Regions from separate parts of the Homo sapiens genome. Here region 2 is linked to region 1. The links are chromatin contacts, found by Hi-C or POLR2A ChIA-PET in ENCODE. All regions are on one chromosome and are shown on one strand. Each heading gives the region's core, a stretch centred on a gene start or an enhancer-like site at or near the end of the contact. The rest is flanking DNA. Distances are from core to core; before and after follow the strand shown. Region 1 has its middle 17 kb from the start of TCF23. Region 2 holds the start of SNX17 (sorting nexin 17).

Evidence for each region. A loop is a pair of places that touch in the nucleus more often than their neighbours do. ChIA-PET counts read pairs that join two places held with the same protein, here RNA polymerase II (POLR2A). Pooled maps may share reads with other maps.
Region 2: a loop to region 1 is called in a pooled map, with 3 times the contacts of the local background. The contact joins the promoter of SNX17 here to the enhancer-like site in region 1. A Hi-C loop is called at or near these places in 2 of 50 pooled maps. POLR2A ChIA-PET finds 5 or more read pairs at or near these places in 5 of 52 experiments (GM12878, H1, activated CD4-positive, alpha-beta T cell and 2 more).

Annotation. Positions count from the first base shown.
Region 1 is chr2:27,162,939-27,168,638 of GRCh38, forward strand. No RefSeq gene overlaps it. Among named protein-coding and RNA genes, the nearest start is that of TCF23, 17 kb to the left of the region's middle. RefSeq lists an enhancer at 2,454-2,763. Within about 2 kb of position 2,238, at least 3 of the 41 ENCODE cell types and tissues checked have a DNase peak (open chromatin) inside an H3K27ac peak, as active enhancers do; they include GM12878, where a contact is called at or near this core.
Region 2 is chr2:27,369,366-27,375,065 of GRCh38, forward strand. It overlaps SNX17 (sorting nexin 17), which reads left to right and starts at 1,251. Exons shown (of 15, transcript NM_014748.4): 1 at 1,251-1,441; 2 at 1,904-1,978; 3 at 3,258-3,375; 4 at 3,882-3,946; 5 at 4,496-4,606; 6 at 4,720-4,810; 7 at 4,981-5,068; 8 at 5,324-5,393; 9 at 5,696-5,700. The coding sequence starts at 1,379. EIF2B4 (eukaryotic translation initiation factor 2B subunit delta) reads right to left here and starts at 973. Exons shown (of 13, transcript NM_001034116.2): 1 at 919-973; 2 at 511-554; 3 at 49-184. The coding sequence starts at 949. RefSeq lists enhancers at 219-1,180, 654-933, 1,154-1,243, 1,181-2,142, 1,264-1,323 and 1 more.

The DNA.
Region 1 (5,700 bases), core at 988-3,487:
AGTGAACCCTCTGTGACCCTCCAGGGACTCCGAGTTTCTGAGACACATAAAAGAGTGGACCCAACTCATTGGTGACATATTGAGGAGCTACACTCACAAGCAGCACATTTGGAACCGCAACATTCCCCAGAGCTTAGTCCTGAGTGATTCAGGTGTCTAAATTATGGGCGTTAAAGCAAACTAAATATGGCCTGAGAAGGACTCCATACTTCTATATTTGAGTCCTTGTGGACGAACTGTAACCTAGTAATAGGAAGACAGGGTGGTTCACGGTGGCTCATACCTGTAATCCCAGCACTTTGGGAGGCCAAGGCGGGTGGATCATTTGAGGTCAGGAATTTGAGACCAGCGTGGCCAACACGGTGAGACCCCATATCTACTAAAAGTACAAAAATTAGCCAGGTGTGGTGGTGCACACCTGTAATCCCAGCTACTTGGGAGGCTGAGGCAGGAGAATCGCTTGAGCCTGGGAGGCGGAAGTTGTGGTGAGCCAAGATCATGTCACTGCACTCCAGTCTGGGTGACAGAGTAAGACCCTGTCTCAAAAAAAAAAAAAAAAATGCAGACAAGATTGAAAATCTAATTTAGGAGTATGCACCTGTAACAATAGCTGAGTCTTGGCCAATCCCAGCAGCCATACTTCAACCACTCATAGATTGCTAAGTGTTCAAACTGTGTTCAAATAAGGTAAACACCAACCTGCAACCAATGCAGCTGTTTCTGTACCTCACTGCCGATTTCTGTATGCCACTTCCCTTTTTTTGTCTATAAATTTGTTCTGGCCATGAGGCATCCCTGGAGTCTCTCTGAATCTGCTGTGATTCTGGGGTCTGCCTGATTCACAAATCGTTCCTTGCTCAATTAATCTCCTTTAAATTTAATTCGGCTGAAGTTTTTTTTTTAACACGGGTAAAAAATCATCCAACTCCAAAGACTCTCTAAGGAGGCAGCCTTTCTTGGAGACACCAACTGGGTTTATGTACAACACATAATGGAGTGTCCTTTTGTAAATATCTAGGAAAACGGACCCGCATAACCCAGAATAGTCATAAGCAACAGTGGTCAAAATGGGGGTCCTTTGAAATGCCTAAAATAATTCATTTGCATGCACTATTGGAAAAAACTGGTTTTAAAACCATGCAAATTGAATGAGAGACCTACTTTCTCTTTATCCTGGATGAAATCTAATAATAATAGATTTGAAAAAAAAGTTTCAAGAGCTCTGTGGTCAGAAGTCAGCCTAACTAGAAGTTTGTGAACGAAAAATAAAATCCTAAGTCCCCCAACTGACTGAACAGACCCCCTATTGGCCAAGGGGACCCCAGAGAAACCTGAAAAACTGAATTCCCAGCCACAAAGGTGTTGAGGAATAGAGTCAAACCCTGTGAAATATTTGAAGAGATTTATTCTGAGCCAAATATGAGTGACCAATGGCCTGTGACACAGCCCTCAGAAGATCCTCAGAATATGGTGGTTGGGCCACAGCTTGGCTTTATACATTTTAGGGAGACATAAGACATCACTTGGCTGGGCACGGTGGCTCACACCTGTAATCCCAGCACTTTGGGAGGCCGACATGGGTGGATCATGAGGTCAGGAGATCGAGACCATCCTGGCTGACATGGTGAAACCCCGTCTCTACTAAAAAATACAAAAATTAACCAGGCATGATGGCGGGCACCTGTAGTCCCAGCTACTCGGGAGGCTGAGGCAGGAGAATGGCGTGAACCCAGGAGGTGGAGGTTGCAGTGAGCCGAGATAGCACCACTGCACTCCAGCCTGGGCGACAGAGCGAGACTCTGCCTCAAAAAAAAAAAAAAAAAAAAAAGACATCACTCAATACATGTAAGATGTACATTGGTTCAGTCCAGAAAGGCAGGGCAACTAGAAGCTGGTGGAGGGCTTCTAGGTCTTAGGTAGATTTAAAGATTTTTTGATTGGCAATTGGTTGAAAGAGTTAAGTTACTGTCTAAAGACTTAGAAATGTCCAGGTTAAGATAAGGGGTTGTAGAGACCAAGGTTTTATGATACAGGTGAAGCCTCCAGGTCTCAGGCTTCAGAGAGAATAGATTGTAAATGTTCTTATCAGACTTAAAGAGTCTGTTCTATCAGTAAATCCAAAAGGGAGGAGGGTATCATGAGGCATGTCTGAACCCCCTTCCCATCATGGCCTGAACTAGTGTTTCAGGTTAACTTTGGAATGCCCTTTAGGGACAGGAGGAGTCCATTCAGATGACTGGGGGTTTAGACTTTTATTTTTGGTTTACAGTGGGAAGTGAGGTCCGACATGTCTTGTTATACCCCTCCTCCCTTTTGGTGTTTAGGCACAACTGACAAGCATTGTGGTTAAAACAGGGATTATAAGACTGGCAAAAGAGAGTATCTGTGGCAATAAGATACCAAATTTTGAACAACAATCTGTTAGGCACAAACAGTTTCTCTTCAAAAGTTTCAGTTCCTGGTTCTTTGTTCTATTCTGAAAGTAATGTTACCTGTCCATCTATCAGCCCTCCCTATCTCTGTTGCACCCAAACACGTCCAAGCATGTCCCATCACCTATGTGCCCGTCCTTCCCATCAAGTGCCCACCCTTGCCTCCTTCGATGATGTCAATACTAGCCAATCGGGATTAGCTTAGATCGTGCGGTCTGACTCCAGCCAACCGGGGGAGGACCCAGGAACAGGGTCTGCATTAGGGATAAAAATGCCTGCTCTCCTTTGTTCAGTGTGCTCCCTTGCCTCTGCCTTGCATGCAGGTAGCACCCTTCTATAGAAGTAAAATTTTGCCTTGCAGAGAAGTTATCTGAGTGCTCATTTCCTTTGCAAGCTTTATTTCCTGAGCTTTATTTCCAACAAATCTAATAACCAGGCAGAATTGGGGGAAAAATAGAATTTTCAGAAATTAAAAATATGATATTTTAATTAAAGACTCAATGAATGATTAGAAACTGCTAGAGGCCATGAAAGGCAAGGGTTAAATCATACCCAACAAACCATAAAATCTCATTAACTGGGTTTTTAAAATTAACGCAGTATACTGTGGCTTACTTTCCAACCTGACTGTGGCTTAGCACCACATGGCAGATTACAGGCCCTGAAGGAAATAAAAATATTTTACTCCAAAATGTATTTGTTTGGCATACTTTGAAATGGTCCTGCAAAGCTGTCTTTCGTGGGGGAAGTTTGTATCTGTAGAGAATCTCCACCACTGCAACCAGGTCTTCCTTTCTAGGCCTTTCCAAGATCTAGGAGAGATTAACTGAGAGGCTGACACTTTAAAAAATCTGAAAAGAGACATTTACCATCTATTCTTTCTGAGGGCTGGTCCCTGTGAGGCTTCATCTCCATAATAAGGGCCTTGGCACCCGTGACTCCCTTTTTTATTTGTCATTTTTGTTGTTGTTGTTTTTAGACAGAGTCTCACTGTGTTGCCCAAGCTAGAGTGCAGCGGCATGATCTTGGCTCACTGCAAACTCCACCTTTCAGGTTCAAGGGATTGTTGTGCCTCAGCCTCCCAAGTAGCTGGGATTACAGGCGTGCACCACCAGGCCCGGCTAATTTTTGTATTTTTAGTAGAGAGGGGGTTTCACCGTGTTGGCGAAGCTGGTCTTGAACTCCTGACCTCAAATGATCCACCCATGTCAACCTCCAAAAGTGCTGGGATTACAGGTGTGAGCCACCATGCTGCCCTGACCCTCTTACCTTAACACAAGCATTCTTTTCTACTGAATTCAAGTCTTTAAGCAATAGCTTAACTCTCTCAACCATCAACTAAAGAATTTCTAAAACCCACCCATGACTTGCAAGCTCCCACTTCAAGATGTCCCAACTTTTCAGGCCAAACCAATGTATACCTTTTATGTATTGATTTATATCTTTGCCTGTAACTCCTGTCCCTCTAAAATGTGTAAAACCAAAGTGTAACCTGACTCCTCAGGCACACTTTCTCAGGACCTCTTGAGACTATTCCCCTGGCCATGGTCACTCATATGGGCTCAGAATAAACTTCTTTAATATATTTCACAGAGTTTGGTTTTTCTGTTTACAAGCCAATACCCAGGCTATATGTGAGGCTGGGGGCTCTTTGCTTTTTCTCTTTTGGATTCTGTTTCTGGGAATTTTTTTTAGTTGATTGACACCTCTTACAAAAAAAAAAGTTTGATCCCTCTGCTTTCTGGTTGGCATGATTTTGCTGATGAAAATGTAAAACTTAATTGGCTTTTTAGAAAGCTTAAAACCTCCCCAAATTGGCTCCTCTAAGATTTGTTCTTCCATTTCCTGCCACTTCTGGTCCTCTATAACCCACACTCTATAGCTCAACACTGTACAGCCAATCATTAATCAATGTTATTTCTGTAAACCAATGAGAATTCCTGACAAACAACTTTGTATCAGCCCACTCCTTGTCCTCTTTTTTGCCTTTAAAAACCTGCTTGTAACAAAGGCCCAAGCCTCCACCCATTTCTGACACTATGGTAGACTAGATGTTCAGAGAAACTCTCCTGGTACAGAAACTCAAAATGATGGCTAAAATCGTAAAAACATATTCTTAAAAGTATTGCTTGCCTGGCAGAAAAGTAAGGGAAAAGAATAAGAGAAAGAATAAGGAAGCATGTAGCAAAAAATGGTAAGCCAGCACTCAAGTCAGTGCTGCCTTTGCAATATCTGCAAATTCCTGGTGCCCAAGGCCTGGGTCTTACGGGCCACACCTGGGGACAGGAGACAACACCTAGGGCCCATTCGAAATGGGAAGTTGGATCAGAGACTCTGTCACAAAGTTGGGATCCTCAAAAGGCAACACCCTCAGTAAGGATGTTTTGTTGTGGGGGAGGCCAAAATTTTAAAGTGGTCACGATTTAGTAGTGTTTCCTGGCACAAGCAGGTGCAAACCTTCTCTGGAGGAACACGTTTTAAATTCATGCAGTGGCCAGGCACGGCCACTCACACCTGTAATTCCAGCACTTTGGGAGGCTGAAACAGACCGATGGCTTGAGCCCAGGAGTCTAAGACCAGCCTGGGCAACATGGTGAAACCCCACCTCTACAAGAAATACAAAAATTAGCTGGGTGTGGTGGCACATGCCTGTAGTCCCAGCTACCCAGGGGGCTGAGGTGGGATGACTGCTTGAGCCCCGGGGGTTGAGACTGCAGTGACCCATGATCAGGCCACTGCACTCCAGTCTGGGTGATAGAGCGAGACCTTGACTCAATAAAAATAAGTAATAAATAAATCCATGCTTTGAAGGATTCCCATGGATACAATTCCAACAACCTTGAGCTTACAACAAACAATTTTAAAAGTCAGAAGGAGGCATGTCACTCTAAATGAGCAATAGCCGTACCATTGAACTCTAGAATCACACTTGAGAGGATTGCAAATCATGTAATGTTTAGGCATAGAATATACAGTAAAGATGTTTAATAGGTTTAAGGAAAGAAAGAGAATTCTGAAAAGACAATGCAGGAATAAGAGGCTGTCAAAAATAACCAGGCAGAATTGGGAAAAAATAGAATTTCTAGAAATTAAAAATATGATATTTTAATTAGAGACTCAGTGGATGATTAGAAACTGCTAGAAATAGGTCTAGCAGCCTGGGCACAGTGGCTCATGCCTATAATCCCAGCACTTTGGGAGGCTGAGGAGGGCGGGTCAGTTGAGGTCAGGAATTCGAGCCCAGCCTGGGCAATATAGTGAAACCCCA
Region 2 (5,700 bases), core at 1-2,500, 210 kb after region 1:
CTCTACCAGCTCCACACCCCAGCCCTTTAAAAGAGACCCCTCACTCACCTTGACATTGGGCTGCAGATACAGCAGAGCCAGTCTCTGGTTCTGCCCCCTTTTCTTCCTTCCGTTTCTTCTTCTGCTGTTTCTTTTCCTTCCGAAGCTGCAGCTTTTCTTCTTTGGTCATTTCCCTCCCCACTGCCTGAGACACAGACATAGGATACTGCTCTTCCCCAACAATTCCAAAGGGGAACAAATACTATTGGATGCTTACAAGATTTCCACATGGTTAAATCCCTAGTTCTTCCTAACTTCCACAAGCTACCTGTTGCAAGCTTACATCCACAGAGGCTGACGTTTCTCCTCCAGGGACAGAATCATATATCCCTAGGGTTGCAAGACCTCTGTAAAATCTCCTGGCTTTACTGAGAAATAAACCGACACGGGATGGGAGCTGGGGCGGAATAAAGCTGGCACAGCCTCCTGCGTAGCGCTTGGCAGGCGGCTTGGGAGGGAAGCCTCACTTACCCCAGGCCCAGGGGGAAGCTCCGCCTTCATCCCGGATCCCGAGTCTGCATCAGAAAACAGGGCACAAAGTGAGCCAGAGAGACTCCGGGAGGGTTTGGGGGCACGAGTACTCGGCGCAGCCGGCTGCTGGGTTGGCATGACCACGGATCCGCCGGCAGGCGCGAGGCGAGCCAGGGATCCGCGTGGGGACGCACTGCGCGGCGGATCAAAGGAATGGAGGGGTCACCGACCCTCCTCACAGCAACCAGCCGGTGCGCGGCGCGGGACTGCGCTCGAGACTGTGTAGACCGGAGCCCAGCGTGGCGCTGGAACGGAGCGGCGGGGCCCAAAGGCGCTCAAGGCCCGGCACTAGCTGTCCGGAGCTCGTCGGCTCCGCGTACCAGTAGGCAGGCCCGGCTCTTCACTCACCCTCGCGAACAGCCACGGCCACAGCAGCCATCGCCCTCAGTCCTAGGCTCCGCCCGCCGTGGTCACGGAGCCGCCCCGCTGCCTCGCTCCGCGGCTGCAGGGTCCACAGCGCCACCTGGGCTGGAGGCTGAGCCGCAGAAGCGAAGCGCGCAGCCCCAATCGGACTACAATTTCCGACGGGCCCCGAGGCCCCGCCCCGCACTACGGGTTGCAATGAGGGCCAACTCCACTTTGGGCTCCCTATCCGGACAGGTGGCTCTTGCCCTTTAGACTACAGTTCCCAGCATGCCCAGGCGATTGCGTCCCAGAACCGACGTCCCACCGCCTTCCCACATCGGATCGCAGGGCTCCCAAAATGGCGAGTGAGGCTGCGGGGACTCGCTGAGCAGCGGAGGGGGAGCGTGCAGAGCCGCTGCGGCCCTCACAGTCCGGAGCCCGGCCGTGCCGTGCCGTAGGGAACATGCACTTTTCCATTCCCGAAACCGAGTCCCGCAGCGGGGACAGCGGCGGCTCCGCCTACGTGGTGAGGAGCGGCCGGAGCCGAGCCGGGCCGGGCAGGGGCGGGGATAACGGGCCCGAGCCATCTCGGAGCGGCCTCTGAGGCCTGACCGCCACCCTTCGGGCCTGGTCCTGGGCCGCCGACTCCCGACGGCCTCTCTGGGAGCTTATCTCATGTGTGTGATTCGTGCAGTGGTCGCCCGAGCTCCTGTAGGCCCTTAGGCCGGGTCGCTTCCCCGAGCTAGGCCGCAGCTGCCCTGGTGGGCGTCACTGGCCTCTTGGGCAGTGAGACTGCAACACAAGCGTCCGAATTTCCCCCGGACTGGCTCTTCAGCTTTGGGACTTGGCCCTGGCGAAAACAAGCGAACTATCCCTCGGGAGATTAGCGCGTTACTCCGGCGAGTTGCCAGGCAACTTCCGGCCAGGGTTCTCAGGGGGGTTGCGCAGACCGCAACCCTAAAATGCTTGACTACTTTTGTGTCCTCAGGCCTATAACATTCACGTGAATGGAGTCCTGCACTGTCGGGTGCGCTACAGCCAGCTCCTGGGGCTGCACGAGCAGGTGGGACTAGCACCCCTGCCTTGAGACAGCTTCAAGCCCTTCCCTACACGTGGACATCAGTGTCTCCCTTTACCCGCTCTTCTTGTTCCCGTAGGCTGTAGTTCCCCTTTAATCACTGCCACAGGGTAGGGCCCTGGTTTATCTTGTCTGACATTTCCGGGAACTCCCTAAGAAGCTTAATGTCCGCGCAACAACTGCTCCTTCCTGTTCTTATATTCTGGTTTTCTGTCCAGTCTTACTGCTCTAGTAGCCTTTACCCCTGCATGGACAAACCAACCCCTCCCCCCACTACCTCCACCCAGGCTGTCAAAGCACATTCCTTCTGTCATCTGAGCGGCAACTTGAAATTCTTTTCCCTGCTTATACAAACGATTCACCGATTTCCTTTTGTGTTCTTCGGCTCATTTCAGTGTGTTTAGCTGTGCCAATTATCGTTATGTATCTGTGATGCAATGTTTCTCCTCCTTCCTTACCAGATCTTAAACTCTATTTAACTCAGTAGAGCTCCACTGATAATTAGTTGTGCAACCCTGAACAAGTTACCTGATATCTTTTTTTGGGACGGAGTTTCTCTCTTGTTGCCCAGGCTGGAGTGCAGTGGCACGATCTCGGCTCACTGCAACCTCTGCCTCCTGGGTTCAAGCGATTCTCCTTCCTCAGCCTCCTGAGTAGCTGGGATTACAGGCGGCTGCCTCCACACCCAGCTAATTTTTGTATTTTTAGTAGAGAGGGGTTTCACTATGTTGGCCAGGCTGGTCTCAAACTCCTGACCTCAGGTGATCCACCCACCTTGCCTCCCAAAATGCTGAGATTACAGGCATGAGGCCTGTAGAAACTGATTTCTTTGGGCCTCAGTTTCTACAACTGAAAGATGGATTCTTTGATCTGCAAAGTCCCTTTAAGTCCTAAGATATTTTGTGAACAGACTTAGCTATTAACTGTGCACTTTATAAAGCCCTTTCCTTCCTTTAAGGGTTCAGTGAACAGTCTTGCTAGGTGGTCAAGGGGCTCCCTATAGGTCCTGGCCCAGTACAAATCCTCCCCGTACTGTGGAGGGGCTGACTTGTACACAGTAAAATAGAGCACAACTTATATCTAGGACAGCTCCCTTGAGGTGCTACCGCTGTCAAAGGAATTGTTTCTCAGATGACCAGGGTAGACAGGGGAACAGGGACTGAGGGAAGGGAGGGGCACCCAAGAGAACATTATGAGCATATGTAGATTGCCTCATCTCATTTTCTGTGTTTATGTGAAGGGTTGTATCTCTTTCTCTAAATAGCTTCGGAAGGAGTATGGGGCCAATGTGCTTCCTGCATTCCCCCCAAAGAAGCTTTTCTCTCTGACTCCTGCTGAGGTAGAACAGAGGAGAGAGCAGTTAGAGAAGTACATGCAAGCTGGTGAGTGGTTGCAGGAAACTAGGTTGACTATATTGAGGACTATGGGGAGAGACTTAAAAACAGCTGGTTCTGTGGAAGGGCCTGATTTAATTTCTAGATCTAGGAAGGCTCTTGTTTGATCTGTTATGCAGTTAGCAAAGTAAATAGTGTACGAGGATGTGTAACTCTGTGTACTAGCAAAACAATTTGGGCACTAACATCTATGAGAAATACTAGTATAACACTAGTCTTAATATCAGTGGAGAGAACTTAATTTGTATCTGATGTGCTTTAGATTAACATCATTGTTATTTCCCTAGTTCTATAGACTGGACTCACCTAGATGGCAGCCAAGGGTGGGGCAGGTGAAGAATTTATGCAAACAGTGAGTGAGGTGAGGCCAGCTGGGGGATGTGGCAGGCCACCATCAGCCCAGGAAATGGGGTCGGGGGAACCTACTGAGAGGAGGACTGGGGAGCCAAGAGTGAGTGCTAAGTTCCTGTAATAATGTTCTCTTGTCCTCGTAGTTCGGCAAGACCCATTGCTTGGGAGCAGCGAGACTTTCAACAGTTTCCTGCGTCGGGCACAACAGGTAGGGCTTTGGGTGGGACCAAGATTTAAGGAAAGGACCTTGCTGGAAGGTCATGTCTTTTATTTTTTTGAGACAGAGTCTTGCTCTTTTGCACAGGCTGGAGTGCAGTGGTGCGATCTCAGCTCACTGCAATCTCCGCCTCCCGGATTCAAGCGATTCTCCTGCCTCAGCCTCCCAAGTAGCTAGAATTACAGGCGCCTGCCACCATGTCCGGCTCATTTTTGTATTTTTAGTGGAGACGGGGTTTTGCCGTGTTGGCCTGGCTGGTCTCGAACTCCTGACCTCAGGTGATCCACCCGCCTTGGCCTCCCAAAGTGCTGGGATTACGGGTGTGAGCCACCACACCCAGCCAGGCCATGTCATCTTAATAACAGAGGAGTCATCTTTTTTAATGGAATGGAACTTCTATTCTTATGAAATCAAAGAAATCACAGCCTATATTTAAGCAGCTGAGAATAAAGACACACAAGGGACCTAGAAATAGAGTTGGGCATAGGTCAAGGCAAGGGACAAGGCAGTGCTTCCCATCCCCATGTGTGCTCACAACAGGAGACACAGCAGGTCCCCACAGAGGAAGTGTCCTTGGAAGTGCTGCTCAGCAACGGGCAGAAAGTTCTGGTCAACGTGCTAACTTCAGATCAGACTGAGGATGTCCTGGAGGTGAGGCGCTTGTTCAGCACTGCCCCTTCTTCCCCTACATCCTGGGGTCCTGGGCTTGGAGAATGATTGGAACCAGCCAGTATGATGAGCTGTACTTCTATCCCTATCCCCAGGCTGTAGCTGCAAAGCTGGATCTTCCAGATGACTTGATTGGATACTTTAGTCTATTCTTAGTTCGAGAAAAAGAGGATGGAGCCTTTTCTTGTGAGTTTCTCTGGACTTGACTGCAGTACAAGGGTACTTCAGTAGAGTTTGCAGCCCCCCTAACTCCCCACCCCCACCCCCAGAATGAACATTGCCTCAGGGCACTTCTTTCTTGATTTCCCTTCCTTTAAATCTCACTATATTTTCATTTTTTTTTTTTTAACCTGTAGTTGTACGGAAGTTGCAAGAGTTTGAGCTGCCTTATGTGTCTGTCACCAGCCTTCGGAGTCAAGAGTATAAGATTGTGCTAAGGAAGAGGTCAGGGCTGGGCCTGGAAGGGGAGGGGTGGGAGGTGCTGTGCTGGATTGGATTATTGGGCCACATATTGAGACAGAATAATCTGGACAAGGGGGTGTAGTGCTGGGTGTTTCTGCCAGGCCTCCCAAGCTTCCTCCCACTATACCATTAGCCCCTGATAGTTCCAGATTGCTCCTGTTTTGCCCATTTTCCATTCTACCTCTTGCCTTAACCCAGCTTAGCCCCATTACCCCTTTCCACCCCTTGGCCTCACAGTTATTGGGACTCTGCCTATGATGACGATGTCATGGAGAACCGGGTTGGCCTGAACCTGCTTTATGCTCAGGTGAGCTTGGAGCTGCCTCAGAACCCTTCCCCTGAAGAAAATAACGGGTGACTCACTCTCCCAAGAAAACTGCTGTCGTGTCTTTGTTCCCAATTTGTGGGGAAGTTCCTAGAATACTATCAGTGCTGCTGGCACAATATCTACTCTCCCTACTTTTATTAAGCTGACAAGATCAAGGACTTACTGCAGAGAGGTCGCTCAAGTGTGGGGCTAGGGGTCAGGCTGGACAGAGGTAATGGTAGACGCTTTCCTTGGATTGCTGACTGGGACCTCCTACTGCCTGCCCCTTGTCTCTACTATAGACGGT